2 separate regions of the Homo sapiens genome follow, and region 1 is linked to region 2. A link is a loop called in an ENCODE intact Hi-C map of the cell type or tissue named here. Cell type or tissue: CD14-positive monocyte. All regions are shown on one strand. Links, peaks and the distances in the headings refer to the core of each region. The heading gives the core; the rest is flanking DNA.

Region 1 (5,508 bases), core at 195-5,194, 52 kb after region 2:
GGGACTACAGGCGCCCGCCACCATGCCCGGCTAATTTTTTTTTTGGTATTTTTAGTAGAGACGGGGATTCCCCGTGTTAGCCAGGATGGTCTCGATCTCCTGACCTCGTGATCCGCCCTTCTCGGCCTCCCAAAGTGCTGGGATTACAGGTGTGAGCCACCGCGCCTGGCCCATCACCCCAATATTTCCATCACAGTATGTAGACACTCTGTGCCTCAGCCTTTTGGAAACACTTTGTCTCCCAAATATTCTGCTTTTTTCCCTTCCAGGCTTTCGAAACTGCCACTGCCTCTGCCTGATACATTTTCCTCCTTGACCCTCTTAACTCCTGCTCATCCTCATGTCTCACCTTAGACACCTCTTCTTTCTGGAGGCCTCCTCGAGCCCACAAAGAGTAGTAGCAGGGCCTCTCTTGGATGCCTCACAGAGTCATCTCACCTCAGGCATAATATTCATCACACGATGCCCTTCCCTGTTTACATGTCTGTCTTATCCTGTAGACCAGAAGTTTCCCAAAGACCAAATCAATGCCCTCTTCACCAGTGTCTCTGTAGCAGCCAGCACCGGGATCTGTACAGCACATATTTATTAACAACTGCCTCCAAGGCTCAAACCAAATGGCATATTATGTCCATAAGAGCAAGATTTGGAGAGGAAAGCTTGAGACAAAGACTTCAATTTCTTGTGTGTTCTTATTAATCAGATGTTATTTACACACACACACACACACACACCTGTGAAGAATGCAGGCAACTCCAGCATGGTGACTTTTTGGGCCACTGTGGATTGTGTGGGTTCTAGTGCTGGCTCCTCCATGCAAGAGCTGGGACACCCTGTGCAATTCCTTCAGTCTTTCTCCATCTGCCCAAAGAGCTGCCTATCTTGCAGGATTATTGGACAAATCTGGTAGTGAATATAGATTGTGGATCTTAAAAATGACGAACAACTATATAAACATAAGGAATTATCATATACTGCTTCTCCTCTGCTTTTCAAAGAAATCCCCTCGCAATCTTAGAGTTACACAACAATAACCTCATTGCTTAGAAAAAAAATTATAACAATAATTCCTTGCATTAGGATCATAGCAAATGTCTTCAAAGTACTTTCAGGTCCATTATCAAATTAGATCCTCATTAACGGGTAGGAAAAGTAGAAATTATTATCTCTATTTTATAAATAGTGAAACTGAGACCCAGAGAAAATGTGATTTACCCAGGGTCATGTAACTGTGACACAAAGCTTCAGGAAAGAGTCTTCAGGGCTTCAGTTTTCTAGTTGGGCTCCGCTTTTGCCATATTGGACTTCTCCTAAGGATTTCAACTCTGGAATGTTTCATCTTGCATGCCCTCAAATACCCACCCCCCAACACACACACACACACACACACACACACACACACACACACACACAGAGAGAGAGAGAGAGAGAGAGAGAGACATGCCCCAATCTCTAGGCAATCACACAATCTCAAGTTCACAGAAAATTCCATCCAAGAAAATACTTGCATCCAGAGAGAAACACAATACAGACTCCTCCGTGTGCACCCAAGCAGTTGGGCAAAGCATAACACTTAGTTCTATATAAAACTAAACCTCTCATTTCAGGAAGTAATGGAAAAAAAAAATCAACCAAAATTTCTGCATTGAGATAATAAAAATATCTTTTGTTATTCCTTAAAGGCAGATTGTAGATGTACTACATGTTAATTTGCTGTCAATTTATTCATTTTTTAAAATATAATCTCCTCCAGTCAAGGTGGATTTAATTCCATTTTCATCTTGTGTACTTCCTTTCAAGGCTTGGTAATTTCTTTTCTATTTTTATCCATTCCACTTTTGCTTCCTGTCAATTTTTATATCAAAATCTGCTTCAGTTCCATTTGGCAAGGTGCAGTAACAAAAATACTTCTCATGCTTTAATGTTTAAATTTGCCATTGCACTTTAATATGGTTCTCTGTTTGTGCCAATGGCGTAACGTCAGCTCTTTCACTTGGCACAGATCCTGGACTTGCAGAAGGCAGGAGTTCGATTTCTATAATGGTTCTTCATCACTATCTGAAATTATCCTTTTTCCTATTCATTTAGTGTGCATTGCACACCCACTATATGCTAGACACTGTGTGTGTGCAGCAGGAATGCAGCTTACATAGGAGATAAAATAAGACAGCAACTGAAAAAATGCTGGTATATGATGTCAGCACAGGTGTTCTGAGGAAGACCGTGCCCCTGCCATCATGCAGAGGAGGAGGGAAAAGAACTGGGACACATACCAGTCACTAGAGGCCATGAGATTTTTCTCTTATCTGAAAGAAGAATATAAACTCAATGTGTCACAGACTGAGGCCATTCTGCAGCCACTAGGCCATGCGACATTAAGCCATAGGACACAGGTATGATTGGCTAGAAGCCTGGTCCAAGAAAGGGCCCTGTGGGAGTGCAAGGGACACTACTTCACCACTGAGACCACAGCCATGGATACAGACTCATTTTACCAGCATTTTGAACCACCTGTCATGCCACAGGGAGTGTCAAGAGCTCAGGCTCTGGAATGAAACTACTTAGGTTCGACTCCTGGCACTGCTACTCATTACCCATGTGCCCTGTATGTAACTAGTTTCCTCACCTGTAAAGTAGGTCCTTAGGATAAATAATTGAGTTGGTCAATATGAGTAATGGTTAGAACAATCCCTGGCACATAGTGAGCACTCAAGGTATTTGTTATCGTTTCCTGGTTTTGTTTTTTCAGGAAGTGAAACCCACAGGTTCTGTGGCTCTGCAGTGCCCTCTCTAGGATGCTTTTGTGGATGTGCAGTGGCTCAAGGTGCAGCAGGTAGGACAGAGCTGGGCAATTTAGCTGGTGCCAAACACAAGTGCACCATCTTACAGCTGCCCCCCATCCCTATAATTGCCATATCACCCTTCCCAGTCACCAGGGCAGGCCATTTTCTTCTCACATTGGGAAGAGAAGCACAGAGCAGAGTAACTGCCTCATAGAAAACACACATGAGAGAGTCATGCTGTCAGGGTTGAGGTTTTAAAATAACTTGCTCAAAATCATATGTCAGGCAAAAGCCAGAAGAGGAATTTGGACCCAGATCTGTCCAGCCTCAAATGTCTTCCCTCCCCACATTTCATCACAGTTTGAGGTGATATATAGTGTATACATATACACATATATCCTCACACCCCAGGGTGGACTTCAAGTTCACTGTAATCACATTGCACCTGTATGTAATATGGGGGTGGGTGAGGAGTGTGCAGAAAATCATACAGTCTCTTTGGCCCCAGGTACAACTAGAAAAATATTAGCAAATATTTTATTAGTTTCTACTTCGTCACCCTCTCATATACCACACCTGCCTCTCTCAGGCTTATCTGTCTAAATGAACAAGTACATTCATTCATTCCTTCTCTAAATGATTTTTTAGTACCTACAATGTTTTAGACACTTCGGTGTATAGGATAGGCAAAACTGTCACGTTAGGAATTTACATTCTGTTGGTGTCGGGGTGGAAGGGAAAGGCAATAAACAGGTAAACACATTAACAGGTAAGTTAATTCCAGATTATGATGGGTGCTATTAAGAAGATAAAATAGGGCAATGGCATAGAGTCATTCTTCACTCAGCAACCAACGAGCCTCTAAATAGCACTGTACTTGCAACAAGATCCAAACTCCTTTCTGTGTCCTTCCAGGCCCTCCATGATCTGACCTCCCTCCAACTTCATGTCCTGCCATTTTATTTTCCTCCTTCAGTAGTGCCCAGTCATCCCAGCTTTCTTTTTGTTCCTCAAAATATAAAGTTCTGTTTCATCTCCAGGCTTCACACCTGTTGCTCTCCTTTTCTAGAACATTCTCCGCCCCCACACTCTTCCATGCCCCAGCTTTTTGAATGATTGATACATTCTCATTTTTTTCTGCCAAAATACCACCTCTTCAGAGAGTCTACAACCATACCATTCATTCTCTTTCCTTTATTTTGCTGTTCATCTTCTTTATAGCACTTACCATTACCTGGAAGTGTCTGATTTATTTACTTTTTTCTTTGTCTCCCTCTCCTGCTCATGCTTGCAGACTGTAAATCCACGAGCGCAGGAGGTCTGTTCCATTCACAGCTGTTTCCCCAGTGCCTAGAACAATGCCTGGCACATAGCAGGAGTTTGCTCATGAATGAATGAAAGCATATTCATGCACCACAGCCAAGAGACAATTCTGACAATCAGCAAATGGGACAGAGCTTCAAAAGACTGCCCTGCTAACACCAAAAATCTTCTACTTAATAAGCCCAGGAAGCAAAGACTGTGTGAGAATACAAAACACAAATAGCATACTTAGTCTTCAGACTCCAAGGGTTCCAAAATCGGTAATAATTTGGAAAGCAGCTACATAGGGCTTAGAAAGGGATGTTCGTAAACTGCCCTTCCATCCTTGAGACCATCAAAAGAAATGGTATTCTGGACACCCTCCTAACCATTGTTATGGATGTCAAAATAAACACAAAACAAAATATAAAGCCAGGGATTGCTTTTCTAACACAACTTATTTACCTATTTTTTTCTCTTCCCAGAAGAAAGATAAAATGAAACTATATAATTGAACATTCAAGGGAGTCTGTGGATTTGAGAAAAGCCATAGAATTCTAGAGATGAAAGAATTTTTTTTAAATAATATGTGTTTTAGGACCAGAACTCTTTGTTCAAACAAGGTCTTAGGCAGAACATAAGAGAAAACATAGGTAAAAAAAAGATGAAAGCAGAGGTGATCTGGTTAAAGTCAGGGAGCCCCCTCACCCTACCCAGACATTTCCCTGGGTTGCAGGCATAAGGAGCACAGAGTGAGACCTGCAGATGTGGCCTAACCCTGTTATTTCACAGCCCATGAGAAGGAAAATGCCAGCCCACATCACAAGAGCAAATAATGAAATTTCAAAGCTAACACTCAGAGCTGAGCCTGCACATCTTTTCAACTAAATCATAGCAACCTTTCAAAAGAACAGAATAATATACTTAAAGAGAGTTTGCTTGTCTGGGCTCACCAGGCTTCTTCTGAGTACAACTGCATCTTGTAAGAAATGTTTTATCTTCTGTTAGTGATGGCACTGTATTCTTTGTATTCTTTCCAGCATGGCTGGTCCTCTCAGCCAGGCTCATCCTGGACCATACACCCTCTCTGTGCTTTTCTTCTCTAACTACTCACATTTTTCCATGAAGTCTGGGGTTAATGTTAGGCTTCTTTTCTAAATCCGCCTTACTTAAAAAATTGCTATACAAAACCACTCCACGCCAAGTATCTTGCAGGATTCAAATGTTCCCTAAAAGCAGTGAAGAGAGACATGACCCAGAGACTTGTAAAGCTGTGACAAAAGCAGGCAGAGCTCAGCTGAATGCATTTCTTTCTGTATGTTTTGACACCTCACACCTGGCACAGGAGGGAGGCAGTGCAGGAATTAGGGAAAACAAGGTAAGAATTGATGTCACAAGCTCTACCAGCAATTATGGAAGTAGG
Region 2 (5,251 bases), core at 1-5,000:
TAATGTTTGTAAAAGGATCCATTTGGCTGCTGTGCAGAGAAATAGACAGGACAAAGTAAGTGGAGAAGCCAGGATACATACAGGAAGCTATGGTCATTGTCCTGGTGAAAGCAATCCACAACTTGGGCCTGGTAGGGACAAAGGTGAAAAGTTGCTAATTCTACATGTATTCTTTGATGGATTGGGCATGGAGAGGGAGAGAAAGGGAGTGGTCAATAAGATTCCAAAGTTTTGGGCCCAAGCAATTGAGTAAAACCGTGGTGACTTTTACTGAAATAGGAAAAACTGAGGTGGGTCAGTCTGGGGCAGGGGGAAATATGAAATTCCATTTGAGAGCTGTTAAGTTTGAGATATCTATTATATAATCAAGTGGGTATGTCAAGTAGGCATTTGTTGGTTTTTATAATTGTATTAGTCAGGGTTCTCTAGAGGGACAGAACTAATGGGATAATATATGATATATACATATATATGATATATATATATATATATCAATTGTACCCCAAACCTCAGCATCACATAATATACTCATGTAACAAACCCACACATGTATCCCTGAATCTAAAATAAAAGATGAAATTATAAAAAAAGTTATATTGAAGCGTGAAATATTGATTACAATTTTGAAGCATAAAATATATCGATTATTATCATGGTTATTACTGAGTATCAACTTGATTGGATTGAAGGATGCAAAGCACTGATCCTGCGTGAGTCTGTGAGGGTGTTGCCAAAGGAGATTAACATTTGAGTCATATATATATATATAGATATAGATATATAGATATAGATATAGATATAGTTTAGTAAGTATTAACTCACACAATCACAAGGTCCCACAATAGGCCATCTGCAGGCTGAGGAGCAAGGAAAGCCAGTCTGAGTCCCAAAGCTGAAGAACATGGAGTCTGATGTTTGAGGGCAGGAAGGGTCCAGCATGAGAGAAAGATGTAGGCTGGGAGGCTAGGCCAGTCTAGTCTTTTCATGTTTTTTTGTTGTTTTTTTTTTTTTCTGCCTGCTTTATATTATAGCCATGCTGGCAGCTGATTAGATGGTGCCCACCCAGATTAAGGGTGGGTCTGCCTTTCCCAACCCACTGACTCAAGTGTTAATCTTCTTTGGCAACACCCTCACAGACACCTGCAGGATCAGTGCTTTGCATCCTTCAATCCAATCAAGTTGACACTCAGTATTAACCATGATAATAATAAATATATTCTGTGCTTCAAAATAGTTGTAATCAATATTTGACACTTCAATATAACTTTTTTTTATAATTTCATCTTTTATTTTAGATTCGGGGATACATGTCTGGGTTTGTTACGTGGGTATATTATGTGATGCTGAGGTTTGGGGTACAAATGATCCCATCACCCAGGTATTGTTCACAGTACCCAATAGTTATTCAACCCTTGCTCCCCTTCTTCCTTCCTCCCTCTAGTAGTCCCCACTGTCTACCATTGCCATCTTTATGTCCATGAATATCCAATGTTTAGCTCCCACTTATAAGTGAGAACATGCGGTATTTGGCTTTCTGTTCCTGTGTTAATTTGCTTAGGGTAATGGCCTCCAGCTGTGTCCATGTTCCTGCAAAGAACATGATTTTGGTCTTTTTTCTGGCTGCATCAAGTAGGCATTTGGATATGAAGTCTGGTGTTCAGGAGAGTTTGGGGCTGGAGACAGAAATTTGTAAGTTATCAATATCTAAACTAGTGCTAACCAGTAGACATACGAGGCAAGTTACATATGTTTTCTAATAGCTATATGTTAAAAAGTGGAAAAAATAGGTAACATTAATTTTAGTAATGTTTTATTCAACTTAATACATCCAAAATCTCATTTTATTGTATAGTCAATATGAAAATATTATTGTGTTGTTTTACATTCTTTTTTTTATAAGTCTTTGAACTTCAGTATGAATTTTACATGTGTACCACATCTTGATTCAGACTTAATAGCCATGTGGCTAGTGGCTACTGTGTTGGACAGCACAGGTCTGGATGGTGTTTAAAGCCAATGGACTGGATATTGAGAGACAGTATAGATAGAAAAGAGAAGAAGCCCAAGAGACCCGAGGACTGAGCCCTTGGAAACTGCAGCATTTAAAAGTCAGGAAAAAGAAGAGGAGGATCCCCAATAGAAGAGAAAAAGAATAGAAATGCTGTCTTGTTAGGGGAGCAGGATATGGGTGTATGCATTTATCAAAACTGATTGAACTGCACACTTAAAATTTATGCATTTCACAATATGTAAATTATGACTCAATTTTAAAAAGCACATTCTAAAAATAGAAGAGAGAGAGAGAGAGAGAGAATCAAATGGAGAAAACAGTGAGGATGGTGTGGGGTTCCAGAAACAAGTGATCAACTACGTCAAATGCTGGTAAGAAGTCAAGTGAGATAAGGACAGAATTAACCAGAGAATGGGCAATGGAAGGTCATATGTCACCGTGGCAAAAGAAGATTTGAGAGAGGGGATGAAAGCTTGATTAGAAGTTCATTCGAGTGAGAATGGGGAAGCTTCTGGTCACAGATGGCTGATCTAACATGTGATTTTACTTCTGCTTCCCCTGAAACCTGACTAAATGACAGTAAATGGAATTTGTAATGACTTACTCACACCCCTGCCCCACTCTAACATGTACAGTTTGGAAACTGGAAAGCATCTAGGGAAGGATAAATGACTGAGATCTATGAAAGCTGAATTCCTAGTCAGCACTGGGGAAAGCAAGGAGCAATTTGTCACCATAGAACCCGCCAAAGGCTCAGAAATCTGTAATACAGGTTCAACCAAAAGTGAGGGGTGTAGGTGGGCCTGAGAACTGTTTAAAAAGCAATTTGATACCCAGATCAGGGTATCAGCAATTTGATACCCAATGTCCAGGAGGGACATTAATACAATGAAAGGAAGCTTTTGGAAGTTAAAAATATGAAAGCTGAAACAAAAATCTCAATACAAAGACTAGAAGGTAAATTGAGGAAAGTAGAGCAAAAAATCAAAGAGAAGGAAAACAGCAGAGAAAAGTAAAAAAGAAAATTAGATGATCAGTCCAAGAGGTCTAACATCTCAATGATAGGAATTACAGAAAGAGGGAACAACAACAAAAGAACATACATGAAGAAACAGTCAAAGGAAAAATTCAAGGAAATTTCCAAAGTGGAATGACAGGAATTTCTAGATTAAAAAGGCCCACCGGCCAGGTGCAGCAGCTCATGCCTATAATCCTAGCACTTTGGGAGGCCGAGGCGGGCGGATAGCCTGAGGTCAGGAGTTCCAGACCTGTCTGGCCAACATGGTGAAACTCAGTCTCTATTAAAAATACAAAAAGTTAGCTGGGTGTGGTGGCGGGTGCTTGTAATCCCAGCTACTTGCGAGGCTGAGTCAGGAGAATCACTTGAACCCGGGAGACAGAGGTTGCAGTGAGCTGAGATCGCACCATTGCACTGCAGCCTGGGAGACAGAAGGAGACTCCGTCTCAAAAAAAAAAAAAAAAAAGGCTACCAAAAACCCAGCATAATGAATGAAAGCAGACCCATAATAAGTCGTCTCATTATAAAATGTCATAATATCAGGCCAAAAGAGATGAAAGAATAGGTCATATACAAAGGATCAAGAGTAAGAATAGATTTGGATTTTTTAACAACAGTGGAAACTAGAAGTTAATGTAAAACAATGTTTTTATAATTTGAGAGAAAACTATTTCTGCCTTAGAATTTATATACACAAAGTCCTAAGTGTGAAGATAGGCTAAAGGCATTTTCAGACATGCTAGTCCTCAAACATTTACTTTTTATAGTTACTGCTGGAGCAGTAGCACGATGAAGGAGTATGTCAAGGAAGAGGATGACATGTCCCACCAACAGTGGCTCCGACTCAAGAAAGAAGGGACGGGAATCGCAGGATGTAGGTGACGGGGATTCCAGGGTGCCAACCGTGCAGCGGCCTCAGAGAGCAACCTGAGCAGATCGAAGCAAGTCTCCAGAAAACATAGCTCCAAAAAGATGAAATTGATATATTTGAACATATGGGAAGAACATCCACACTTCTGAAGAGGACTGGGGTCAAATTGCTGATAACTGCTTACATAGCTAAGCAAATTTTTAAAAAAGAATATTAACTTTAGGGAACATCGAAAGATCTTAAATAAAAAGTAACCATGATTTATCACATGGCTTGGTTGCAAGTAGTCACTTTTTCATAATAATGAAAACACTGAATACTGATCTAACCATAAAAATACTTTGACTCTATGGGGAGATGGGGGACTGGAAGTGTACATGTGTGTACAGATGTGACTAGGAAGGGGTGTGGGGAGTGCTGAATCCACGCATTCCTTAAAGAAGTCAGGATCATGTCCAAAACTTGGAAAATAATAGAGAGGAAGCAATACAAGAAAATTATTTAGAATTATAGCCATAATTTTTTTAAAGCTAAAAGACTCGAGGCTGGGCTCCGTGGCTCAGGCCTGTAATCCTAGCACTTTGGGAGGCCGAGGCGGGCGGATCATGAGGTCAGGAGATGAAGACCATCTTGGCCAACACGGTGAAACCCCGTCTCTACTAAAAATACACACAAAAAAAAATTAGCTGGGTGTAGTGGCGGGCGCCTGTAGTCCCAGCTACTTGGGAGGCTGAGGCGGGAGAACAGCGTGAACCCAGGAGGTGGAGCTTGCAGTGAACTGAGATTGCGCCACTGCACTCCAGCCTGGGTGACAGAGTGACACTCCGTCTCAAAAAAAAAAAAAGACTTGATCACAATTTCTTGGGAAGTGAAAAATAGGGAGAAGGAATGAAAAGTTGTCAATTGCAGCACTTTTTGGCTCTCTAATCTATGCACCTATATAAATTTGATTTAAAAGTTTAAAACTTTTTTCAAAACATGGAATGATGATATAAAATGAAGACAGAAAGTATACAGCAACACTGTCCAAAAGAAGTTTCTTCAATGATGGAAATTACATCCAATATGATAGCCCCTTGAAATGTGACTAGTGTGAGTGGGGAATTAAATTTAGAGGTTTATTAAATTTAAATCAATTTACATTTAAATAGCCACGTATGGCTAGTGGCTGTTATATTAGACAGTGCATCTATATACAATGGCCTGCTCCTATCTAGAATCAACTTTCCTTTTATAATTGAGCCTTCTTTCTTCTTCTAGTTTTTGTTTGTTTGTTTGTTTGTTTCTAAGCATTATTTATTTATTTATTTATTTATTTTACTTTCTCAATTTTTATTTTAGGCTCTGTGGT

Evidence for each region. Hi-C counts contacts between places; a loop is a spot of excess contacts. Peaks named below come from ENCODE experiments on the same cell type or tissue, not always from the same donor. Only the 100,000 strongest peaks of a DNase experiment are listed, where the experiment ranks them.
Region 1: a loop joins it to region 2, with 2.1 times the contacts of the local background. A loop is called at or near these places in 11 of 110 quality-filtered maps.

The regions. Positions count from the first base shown.
Region 1 is chr12:47,405,682-47,411,189 of GRCh38, forward strand. No RefSeq gene overlaps it. Among named protein-coding and RNA genes, the nearest start is that of LINC02156, 6.6 kb to the right of the region's middle. In CD14-positive monocyte, for the core only: CTCF peaks have their summits at 2,815 and 3,014; a DNase peak (open chromatin) is centred at 2,770.
Region 2 is chr12:47,353,957-47,359,207 of GRCh38, forward strand. The region is part of intron 1 of LINC02416 (long intergenic non-protein coding RNA 2416); the gene reads left to right. Among named protein-coding and RNA genes, the nearest start is that of LINC02416, 2.8 kb to the left of the region's middle. In CD14-positive monocyte, for the core only: no CTCF peak of the experiment used is centred there; a DNase peak (open chromatin) is centred at 2,565; H3K4me3 peaks cover 1,259 bases; H3K27ac peaks cover 2,801 bases.